Regions from separate parts of the Homo sapiens genome. Here regions 2 and 3 are each linked to region 1. Evidence: chromatin contacts called from ENCODE Hi-C or POLR2A ChIA-PET data. All regions are on one chromosome and are shown on one strand. Each heading gives the region's core, a stretch centred on a gene start or an enhancer-like site at or near the end of the contact. The rest is flanking DNA. Distances are from core to core; before and after follow the strand shown. Region 1 overlaps LOC107986479 (a long non-coding RNA gene). Region 2 holds the start of LINC01944 (long intergenic non-protein coding RNA 1944). Region 3 overlaps ERGIC1 (endoplasmic reticulum-golgi intermediate compartment 1).

Evidence for each region. A loop is a pair of places that touch in the nucleus more often than their neighbours do. ChIA-PET counts read pairs that join two places held with the same protein, here RNA polymerase II (POLR2A). Pooled maps may share reads with other maps.
Region 2: a map of sigmoid colon shows a loop between it and region 1 (5-fold over the local background). The contact joins the promoter of LINC01944 here to the enhancer-like site in region 1. A Hi-C loop is called at or near these places in 11 of 168 maps with a recorded cell type or tissue (Calu3, Right ventricle myocardium inferior, cardiac septum and 8 more) and 16 of 50 pooled maps. POLR2A ChIA-PET finds 5 or more read pairs at or near these places in 1 of 52 experiments (BJ).
Region 3: a pooled map shows a loop between it and region 1 (2.6-fold over the local background). The contact joins two enhancer-like sites. A Hi-C loop is called at or near these places in 3 of 168 maps with a recorded cell type or tissue (GM13977 and motor neuron) and 2 of 50 pooled maps. POLR2A ChIA-PET finds 5 or more read pairs at or near these places in 5 of 52 experiments (K562, MCF 10A, T-cell and 2 more).

What each region holds. Positions count from the first base shown.
Region 1 is chr5:172,695,175-172,698,645 of GRCh38, forward strand. It overlaps LOC107986479 (a long non-coding RNA gene), which reads right to left. Exons shown (of 3, transcript XR_001742997.1): 2 at 2,402-2,546. Among named protein-coding and RNA genes, the nearest start is that of MIR5003, 35 kb to the left of the region's middle. RefSeq lists enhancers at 2,473-2,632, 2,703-2,762. Within about 2 kb of position 1,424, at least 13 of the 41 ENCODE cell types and tissues checked have a DNase peak (open chromatin) inside an H3K27ac peak, as active enhancers do; they include heart left ventricle, heart right ventricle, ovary and 1 more, where a contact is called at or near this core.
Region 2 is chr5:172,556,965-172,560,586 of GRCh38, forward strand. It overlaps LINC01944 (long intergenic non-protein coding RNA 1944), which reads right to left and starts at 2,050. Exons shown (of 3, transcript NR_146726.1): 1 at 1,975-2,050; 2 at 903-1,131; 3 at 1-538.
Region 3 is chr5:172,930,470-172,934,110 of GRCh38, forward strand. It overlaps ERGIC1 (endoplasmic reticulum-golgi intermediate compartment 1), which reads left to right. Exons shown (of 10, transcript NM_001031711.3): 8 at 1,967-2,067. Among named protein-coding and RNA genes, the nearest start is that of MIR10523, 17 kb to the left of the region's middle. RefSeq lists a silencer at 841-910 and an enhancer at 1,858-1,927. Within about 2 kb of position 2,047, at least 21 of the 41 ENCODE cell types and tissues checked have a DNase peak (open chromatin) inside an H3K27ac peak, as active enhancers do.

The DNA of each region.
Region 1 (3,471 bases), core at 174-2,673:
TCCCATTTTACAGGGAGGGGAAGGGGCTGCCCCACATCACACTGCTTAGGAGCTGTGGGGCCAGGATTTGAACCAGGCCTGGCTCTTTCCACCACATCACAGCATGTCTGTGGGTACATTGTCAGGAGGAGGGGGAGGGAAAGGAGGAAGGAGAGTAAGAAGAAAAGGACAAGAAAAAAACAGCCAGATTCAGCACCTCGAAGGGCTTTTTCTAGAAGAACATCAGCTGTGTCCTGACTCACACAATGCCTATCCGTTCAATTCCAGGGACAGGGAATATTTGCTTTTCCCTTCAGGCTCTGATCTCCCAGCTCTTGGAAGCTCCCACACAGGGATGTGGAAAACACGATTATTCCAGGCATCGAGCTATGGGAACAGAACCCCGACCTTGGCTGTTAAATACACCTATGGAGAAGCTTCCAGAAGCCCAGCAGTGGGGTGTGTTGGGGAGGAGATGCATCAAAACGAAATGCCTCAGGCAGCCTGATCCCCTTTCGTCAGCCTCCTCCCCTCTCAGCTTGGGCCTTCCCAGGTCTAAACCCTTCTCCCCAGACAGACAGCCTGACTCTCCTGACTCTCCGACTGGCCAGCGAAGACCTTGGCCATCCTTTCAGGAGCATGTGGGCCTGCTTAGGAGGGCTGGGCCGGCCTAACTGAGTTCACATCCATGCTCTGCCCCAGCCAGCAGAGGACCTGCCCTCCCCACTGGGCTTCCTAAGGGTGCCTCTCACATACCAAACTTTACGTGAATGTGCCCCCTGTAGCTGCACGATGGGGATGCCCCCTTCTGAGCCTCCCCCTCGTGGCCCCTACGTGGGCCCTGTAAGACCACACCCTCCCTCAGCCCTTAGGAGGCTGCATCCTGGCATCTTAGCTCTGAGCTGGGGTTTCCAGTGTGATGGGGTCTAGTGTGGTGGGTGAGTTCCCTCCAGCTGAGGGGACAGGCCTGCCTGTGCTGTGGGATCTTGGGCAAGTTACATACCCTCTCTGAACCTCAGTTTCTGCAGCTTCGAAGGAAGAGGGGTGTCAAATTGTGTCAGAAAGTGGCTGGCATATAGCAGGTGCTAAATGTTTTTTAGGAGTATTCTAGACCCTGCTACACCAGCTACCCCTCGCCCATGCCCTCCCCTGTCCCATCTGGGCCAGGGGCTGCCTCCATCCTCCTACAACCTCCTGGGCCTCCCGTGCCACCTCAGTGAGCCTGCCCTGCGACACTGTCAGCAGCATCTGCAGGTGACGCGGCGCATCCCCGGCTCCCAACACAGGGTCTACCAAACAGGAGAGTCTTAGTGTGTACACCCCTCACCCACACCCAGCGTGGAATTTCTGGCATTAGCACACCTCCCTTCCACAAAGAATGAACCGGAGTGGTGATCTGCTGGTGGGGTCGTGCCAGGCCTCGGGGCTGGCCCAGGCCCCCGCCCCTTGCTTGTCTTGGTTCCCAGTCAAGAGCGCTGGCCCCAGGCCTGGGAGGCTGACCGACCTCAGACTCCAAGGGGAAAGCCACACTTTTGCTCAACTCCCAGGAGCAGCCCCGCATTCCAGGAGGGGCGTGGGAAGCACCAAGCCTTCCCCAACTGAGCTGAGCGGGGAGCTGCCTGCAGCCACGCTGGCCCCCCCAGCCTCAACGCTGGCCCAAGCCCACTTTGGGTTCCCCAGGGACAACCACCCCACCTCAGAGGGATGGAGATGGGGCTCTGAGAGATTGCCACGGCCACCCCAGGAAAGAAACACCAGGATGTTCCCAGGAACCCTCTCTGGCTTCCCCATCTGCCCGCAGTTTCCCACGCTGACTCCGTCTCCTTTTTCTGGTGCCACCCCACCCCTGATCAGCACAAAAAGAGTTCCCTACATGACTCTGAGCAATGGCAGACTCCCTTCTGCCTCTGTCCCTCTGACAGGTGGTCCCAGGGCTGTCTAGAACCTACTCCAGGGCCATCCCTCCCGGCTGACCTTGCTATCTTTCCACCCTGGAGTTATTTCATCTGGAGGTGTTATGAATACAGACCCGGCTTGGGGGAGCCTCCCGCAAGGTACTACCCGAGCTGGACCTTAGATGCTGGACAGCCCTTGGCAGGCAGAAGCTCCTCCTGAGCACTCCCTGCAGAAAGGAGCTGCCCAAACGCAGAAGCTGATGGGCCCCGTGCTGGAGGAGCCCTCCAGGGTGGGGGCAAAGGTCCCAAGAGACATTTGCCTTCTGCAACAAACCAGCCTTTCTCCAAGAGGTTCACACGACCCTGCTGGCTGGCGCTCCTGAGCAGGCTTCCTCCCACAGGGCAAGCTCCCCTTGGCCTCCCAGGAAAGGATGGACGGACAGGCAAAGGGCAATGAAACGGCCTGGGCTGGGAGTGATCCTGGGTAAGGGCCCCGTCCCCTCGGGCTTCCCTTTCCGCGCCCTCACCATAAGGGAGTGAAACTGAAAGTCCTGAAGTTCAGGGAGGTGGCTCGCCAGGCTCCTCGGCAGAAGGCGCGGGGATTGGACGGTTTCTTTCTAGAAGATGGAGCACTGTCGCTCTCTAGTGGCCACGGTGAGAAGTGGCAAAGACCTGAGCAGAAAGACATTGGTCAAGGTCCAGGTGCTGGACAGATTTACACCCCCTACCATCCCCCCGAGCGCATCCTGCAGAAGCCGCAACGACCGGGAAGCCAGACTCCTGCAAATGGCCTTGTGGATCTGGGTAACCTTGAGGAGGCACGTCAGGGTGACATTGAGTCTGGGTCTGGGGTCAAGTCTGCGTTTGGGGGTGGACTGGAGCTGAGGGTGTGGTGGGCTGGGGCTGGGGCTGGGAAAGGATCTCCCCGCCCCTGCAATGCTGGGAGGATGGCACATGGACACGACGTTTCTTTACTCCGGTCCTACTGACCTGACCCGCTCCGTTTAACCCGCACGTCTGACCCTGTGCCGGGCACATTAGAATAAAACAAGTAGGGGAGGAAAATGCAATATTTTTAAACCCTCAAAGATAGACAGAAATGACAATGCAGCTAAAACTGCACCTTTGGCCATCAAAAAAAAAAAAGTGCCTCCCCAGTGCTTGAGATATTTATGCCCCAGCTGGTTCAAAAGAAGTTTGCTCTGGGGCAGGGCACGGTGGCTCACGTCTGCACTTCTGGAGGCCGAGGTAGGTGGATAACTTGAGGTCAGGAGTTCGAGACCAGCCTGGCCAAAATGATGAAACCCCGTCTCTACCAAAAATACAAAAATTAGCCGGGCGTGGTGACGGGCGCCTGTAATCCCAGCTACTCAGGAGGCTGAGGCAGGAGAATCGCTTGAATCCAGGAGGCAGAGGTTTCAGGGAGCCGAGATTGCACCATTGCACTCCAGCCTGGGCAACACAGCCAGATTCTGTCTCAAAAAAAAAAAAAGAGAGAAGTTTGCTCTGGGTTTGTGACAAGCTCTGTAGATTGGAAACCTCTGTAGGTTCCGCCTTTCAAGCAGGAGTAGCAGAAACCCAGCACAACTGGCCTGTA
Region 2 (3,622 bases), core at 800-3,299, 140 kb before region 1:
TTTGAGCAGAGCCCTGAATGAAGGCGGGAGAAGGGAGCCTGTCTGTGATGTCTCCTGACCAGGGTCTGGTGGCGGCAGAGACTGGGACTGCAGCCCCGCATTGGCAGCAGGTCTTCCACGATGGGGTGTTCCTCCCAGCTCCCCCCCTCCCTCCTCCTGCTTCTGCTCCCTTTTGGCAACCCCAAGAGGCTGAGAATGTCCTTGGCCACGCTGCTCCCTGGGGCCAGGGCTGTCTCCCCAAGAAGGAGTCCAGTCTTCCCTGTGGAGCTCATGACAGTATTCCCTGGGAACACAAGCCGCGCAGAGGAGACGCCCCGGGAGTTAACAAAGGCACTGAACTATTTAGCTTAATCTCTGACTTCTCTCTCTTGACCTCTCCTCCAACCAAGTAGATAAATGGCCTCGCTCTGTTCAGTGCTTGGCTCGGGTCACAATAAATCAGCTGGCTGTGTATGCATGCACGCTTACTCTCCCAAGCTGAGGCCAGCCTTCCTGTGATAAACCACCAGTATTTATTCCAGTCTGTCCTGTGTGTGTCCTGGAAACAGAAATAATTTGGGGTTGGGGTGTGTTTTCAGGTTCATGCTCTGCTCTTCTTATCCCACAGAGTTTGACAGAGCTAAGCCAAGCCAGAGTTACGCTGACACACAAAAATGACACAGGCTAAATCACAAACCCTGCAAAGGCTGCTGAGTTTCATCATCCCCGTCCCAAAGGCAAGCCCCTCTTCCCTTGAGTAAGGATACCTAATGTGTGTCAGGGGATTCACCAGATGCAGACAGGAACCAAGCCCCATCCTGCCCTAGAAGAGCCTGCAGGCCGGTGAGGAGGGCAGACAACTTTCACCCAGGACAAAAGTTGCTAAGAGAATAAAGAGACATCACATTTTCTTGAGTACTCACTATGCACCAGGAGTTGTTCCAAGATCCCAATTAGCAGTAACGCATTTAAACCTCAGAGCAGCTCAACATGGTAGAGGTGTGTTCCCATCCACAGCACTGCACTGACACCAGACAGCCTGGGAGGGCTGTGGGAGCCAGACTGGGTATGACTCTGTGGCCTGGGGTCAGATGTCTGCAGCTTCCCAGAGAAGAACACACTTGATTGAGCCTTGTTGGGGTGAAGAAGCACCTGACAAGTGGAAAATAATTCCAGGCAGAAGGACCAGTGTGGGCCAAGAAAGGCACATGTGGTCCTGTGGTGTACTCTCAACCACCCAGGTCCTATTATCGTGCCCATTTTCAGAGATCAGTGAGGTTGAGCAAGTTGCCCAGGGACACACAGGAGACTGTTCAGATTTTCACTCCTGGTCACCAACTACTGGGTCTACTGCCTCCAGACAATGCAGGTCACAGGGGCACATCATATGGGACCTCCTGGAGGGCTCGTTCTCATCTCAGATGTCAGGAGGCACGGCCCAGAACGTGCAGGGCCCTGAGATCTGTGCTCAGCGGCTTGGACTGGAGGCTGAGTAGACCAGTTGTGAGCAGGCTCTGGAGGCTATGGCCCCAGCAGCCCTAGTGGCTTAGCAGGAAGACCACAGCCTGCACCAGCCACTCACTTCCAGACCCCACACCAGAGGCCCCTGAAAGGGGGCAGGATGTGCCTCTGGACTTGCAGACACCCACCCCCCATGACAGTCCTCCAGGGGCCCATCAATCCCCACAGCCTTTCCTTCTTCTTCAAGGGCCTCCGCCCTAGAGAGGGACTTTTTCGTGAGAAAACAGAGGTGCCTTACCCCACCCAGTTCCCCTTCCACACTGGGAAGGCAGGGCTCGGAAGGCAGGGCTCAGACCGCAGGGAGGGATGGAGAAGGGGGAGCTCGGAGGCTGCTGGAATGAACTGGGCTGGGGGTGGGAGGCATTTCTGTAAAGGAGGACTCGAGGCCTCCAGGGGCTGGGGCGGGAGGCAGTCAGGCTGCTCGAGATTCTGGCCACTTGGCGCAGTCATATTTCAGAGCCTCGGCTTCCTCACCTGTAACCTGGGGACAGTGGTCGTTCCTTGAGGCACGCCAGGAGGGGAGAATGAAGCGGAATATGGAAAGGGCCTCCCCTTTAGTAGCTGTTCCCGGCACAAGGAGTTTGGGTGGTGGGTCCCCGGGAGGACCTATTTATTGTTAGTATGAGCCATGACGGCAATCATCTAGCAATGCCTGCTGCGGCACGAGACCAGAATGGCGGACACGGTGGAGAAAGGCAGCCCTGGTTGAACTCAGCCGCACGGGGCTGTTTTCCTTCTGCTGGTGGCTGCGGCTGGGGGGTGGAGGGGGCGGGTGGGGGCTGAGCTCAGCTCTTAGCTGGAGATGTCTCAGCATCTGATGTGACACTGCTGTTGTTTTTGGCTTCACATCCAAGACTCTTTCGCGGCTAATTACTCACTGTCTTGGGAGACTGGCCCAGGAACCTGAGAAAGGAGAGAGGAGAGAGAGTGCCGGTTTCTGTTTTGCAACCAGTTAAGGAGGCAGCAGTGCTGGGACCCATGGACCTGGCTGGAAGGAATAAAGTCTTTTGCACGCTCTCAGCTTTATTGAGATATAATCCACGTACAATAAAATTCACAGTTTGGATAAACCTACTAAAAACCTACAAAACCCACAAAACCAAAAAATCATCACCCCCCCCCATCAAGATTTAGAATCTCTCCAATAACATTTCCTCTTGCCCCATCTGTCAATACCCACTCTGCCCTAACTAATCACTAATCTGCCTTCTGTCACTATGTGTTGGTTTCACCTTTTCTAAAATTTTATATGGATGAAATCACCTAGGATGGACTCTTTGGCATCAGGCTATTTTCATGCCACGAAATGTTTCTGAGATTCACCTACATTGCTGAGTGAATCACAGGTCCATTCCTTTTTTTTTTTTTCTTTCGAGATGGAGTCTTGCTTTGTCGCCCAGTCTGGAGTGCAGTGGCGCGATCTCGACTCACTGCAACCTCCGCCTCCCAGGTTCAAGCAATTCTCCTGCCTCAGCCTCCCGAGTCGCTGGGATTATAGGGACCCACCACCACGCCTGGCTAATTTTTGTATTTTTAGTAGCTGGGATGACAGGCGTGCACCCCTACACGCGGTTAATTTTTGTATTCTTAGTAGAGATAGGGTTTCACCATATTGGCCAGGCTGGTCTCGAACTCCCAACCTCAAGTGATCCACCCCCCCCGGGCCTCCCAAAGTGCTGAGATAACAGGCGTGAGCCATCACACCCGGCCGGGTCCATTCCTTTTTAGTGCCAAGTTGTATTGCATTTATGTGGACACGACACAATTAATTTACTCATTCATTTACTAATAACCATTTTAGGTTGTTTCCAGTCTTTGGGTGAACATATGCTCTCATTTCTCTTGAGTAAATACCAGGAGAGTAAATATCAGTGGAGTTATTAGTGCATATTATAAATGTATGTTTAGTTTTATAAGGAACTTCCAGTCTTTTCCCAAAGAGGCTGTACATTTTACACTCCCATCAGCAATGTCTAAGAGTTCTAGTTACTCCATATCCTTGCCATCACTTGATATTGGAAATCTTTTAAATTTTAGCCATGTTGTTAGTAGGGGTTAGTAGGTATCTTACTGTGGTTTCAATTTGCATTTCTCCGGTGATTAATAATGTTAAGTATCTTTT
Region 3 (3,641 bases), core at 797-3,296, 240 kb after region 1:
GTAGCCGGGACTACAGGTGTGTGCCACCAGGCTTGGCTAATTTTTGTATTTTTAGTAGAGATGGGGTTTCACCATGTTGGCCAGGTTGGTCTTGAACTCCTCACCTCAAGTGATCCTCCCACCTCGGCCTCCCTAAGTGCTGGGATTACAGGCGTGAGCCACCACATCCGGCCTTGTACAAATTTTAACAAGAAATATTACAGGGGTGATTTTGATAAGGCATTCACTTTTTCATTCCTTCAAGTTTTTAACCTAGGGCAATGGGCGTTTGGACACCACTATCAAGCGTGGTCTTGGGCTCTTGTTTTAAAAATGCAAATTCTGAGCTCCACCCTTGACCCATTTGGCGGGATGCTCCTGGAAAGAGGTCCAGGTGTCTTTTTATTCCAAATGATTCGACTGCTTCTGACATCTGAGAACCATTACAGGGTTGAACAGAGGGATGTTGGAGTCTTCATGGACTGGGCTCTGCGGCTGCAGGACTTTTCTCGGGTTTTCAGAGGAACCTACTCAAAACAATTCAAGAAGCACTTCCTTTGCTTACTGAGATATGGCTTTGGCAGGAAGGGGCAGGGAGGGAGTGTCAGGGCAGTGAATGCTGTCTGCATTCCCAGCCTTCTTACAGAAGAGGACTGACTCGACTCTGCGACCAGGCTTAGAACCCACAGGCCTAAATTTCTGTGTTATTTTAGCTCTGTAGTCCGTGACCCGAGATTGTGGAAGGCCCATGAGCTTCCTGTAAGCATCCCAGAAGGCCCAGGAGAGTTCATACCTTTCCTGAGTGATATTTGGCAGCTCTGGGCCAGCATTCTATCAGCCCAGCATTGGATTCCAGTTACCTCACGCTTATCAGCAGCTGATTCATCTGTGCTTTCATTCATGCCCCTGTCCAATCATCCTTCCATCCGTTCATTCATTCAGTAAGCATTTGCCACGGTCCACTTGGTACCAGGCCCTGCACGGGGCTCTGGGGACACAGAGTTGAGTAAGGCTCCATCCCTGCCTTCAGCAGCTCCCCCATCCAGGAAGAACTGATCTGCCGTTGATTTCTTTCCCCATTCTCAGTTCATCAGTGCTTCATTGGTGCAGTTTTTCTGGTTGATAGGCTCTTTTCTTTTTAATACTGAAACCTAGTTTGTTTTAAAAGTAAAACTATTCAGACAATGTCAGAGGATGTACAATGAAATGGGATCTTTCTCAAATCCTGCCTTCCTCCCCAGAAGCTAAAGCTGCCCGTGGTTCCTTGGGCATCTTTCCAGATAATTCTCCTATATATTTACATGGATACAGAGTGTCTCCTCCTCCCCCAATCCATGGACACATGTGTATCCTGTCCCATGACTTGGTTCTTTTCCCTGTTGGAGAATAGCTGCTCCTAGCACCCACACTTTTTTTTTTTTTTTTTTTGAGACAGAGTCTTGCTCTATCGCCCAGGCTGGAGTGCAGTGGCATGACCTTAGCTCACTGCAACCTCCGCCTCCCAGGTTCAAGCGATTCTCCTGCCTCAGCCTCCTGAGTAGCTGGGATTACAGGCACCTGCCACCACGCCTGGCTAATTTTTGAATTTTTAGTAGAGACGGGGTTTCACCATCTTGGGCAGGCTGGTCTCGAACTCCTGACTGCAGATGATCCACCCACCTCGGCCTCCCAAAGTGCTGGGATTACAGGCGTGAGCCACCACGCCTGGCCAACACTCACTCTTTCATGGTTGCTCTATTGATGGACATTTGGGTTGTTTCCAGAATTTTAATGATGTGCACAGTGCAGGAGGAAAGATCCTGATGGATAGAGTCTCCCAATTCCCGGTATCCAAGGGGAGAAGATGAAGAGCAGTTGGTTGGTGGTAAAACTGGGGAATGAGCCCCCTGCCGTGCCCAGGGAATTTAGGCTTAGGATTGAAATGACATAGAGCTGTCAGCGGGCAGTGCCCGTCCCCCTGCTTCATTCTGCTGTGTCCTTCCCGCAGCCCTGGCCTCCCACGACTACATCCTGAAGATTGTGCCCACGGTTTATGAGGACAAGAGTGGCAAGCAGCGGTACTCCTACCAGTACACGGTGGCCAACAAGGTGCGCGGGCGGTGGCTGGGCCGAGCTGTGTGCGGCGGCGCCCTCTGCTGACGGAGAGCAGAGATGACAGGCGGCTGCACCGACGCACTTTCTTCTGATTCCTTTCTGGAGGCCTTTCCTGGGGGTTAGCTTGGGCCAGGCGCTGTCCCTGGGTAAAATTGAAAAGCCCAGTCCCTGCCATGTGGCAGTCTCAGAGTCAAGGAGAACAGATCTAACCAGGAGATAGGGTGTGATGCGTTTGACAAAGAGCAGGTAGTCTCTGTCCTACAAAGGTCCTGGGGTTGCAGGTCTCAAACAGCCCTGCATCTGGTCCGAGTCCTTCAGACACAGACCCCTGGGTGCTCAACACAGACAGACACTCCTGCTCTCAGGGCACAGGCACTTTACCCAAACTCATGAGGCTACTGAGTCACACCAAGATGGCTGTTGATTAATTTGCTGTTGATTGACAGGGGTGTCCCCAGGACCCCAACACTCAAAGTCATGGAGAAGACGCCAGGCCTTAGTGGGCAGCAGAGCATGGTCAGAGTCTGCAGAGTGGGATGACCCAGCAATTAGTGGTCTCAAGACAAGACAGCCTTGGGCTTCCCTGGGGGTATCCCACCAATGGGACATGAATACTTGAAACCTGTTGGTTGAAATGCCCCTGCTAGACCCTGGCGGATGGGTTTTTCCCACTTACCACCAGGACTGTCCTTTTTCTTCTGTTCCAAGGCTGCCCAAACCCCTTATAAGTGATACCTGTTTAGCTCAGTTAATTATAACAACAGTAGGAGGCATAGCTGTCACTCATTGAGTACTTCCTGGGGGCTAGACATGCTAAGCTCTCTTCTTCCGTCTTCTCAATCATCATGACAGCTCTGATGTTGAGACTGTTATTGAGCCCATTTTGTTGATTTGACCATTGAGGCACTGAGAGGTGGTTGTAGAGCTATAAAGTGGCTGAGTGGGGATTAGAACAGGTTTTCCTTGGGCTCCAGAGCCTGGCTTCTTGATCACCTCACGCCTCGGTCTGAGGAAGGGGCTGTGAGTCTGCCCACCTGCGAGCTGCTCTCTGTCCAATGACTTAGTCCCTCTGTTCTGACTCACCCTAAATTGATGTTCCCGGGAGCCCCTGTTTCTTTTATTCACTGTTTCACAGGGGGCATCTCATTGTAACCCTCACATGCTCATAGCAGCTAACAGATGGAAAAGCACAGATGCAAGCTCAGGACCACGCTGCAGTTCAAATTCCAGCTCAGTCATTCACTAGCTATTGACCCCGGACATGTCACATAGCCACTGTGTGCCTCAGTTTACTCATTCATAAAATGGAGATGATACTTTATAAGAGTGCTGTCACATGAGGCAATGTTTTCAAAAATGCCTAGCCCACCAAAAAAAAAAAGCCTTTAGGTAAGTGATACTGACTGCTGCTATTTTTCACTCTTTTTCTCTGTCCCTCAGCTCTGGGTTGTGACCCAGACAGTCATCCTGCCCCAGCAGCTCTCCTGGAGAAAGCTGGTCTTCCCTTGCACAAAGCTCCTTTTCCCAATGCTTTGGCAAGGCCCAGCAGCCAAATACAGCTTGCTTAG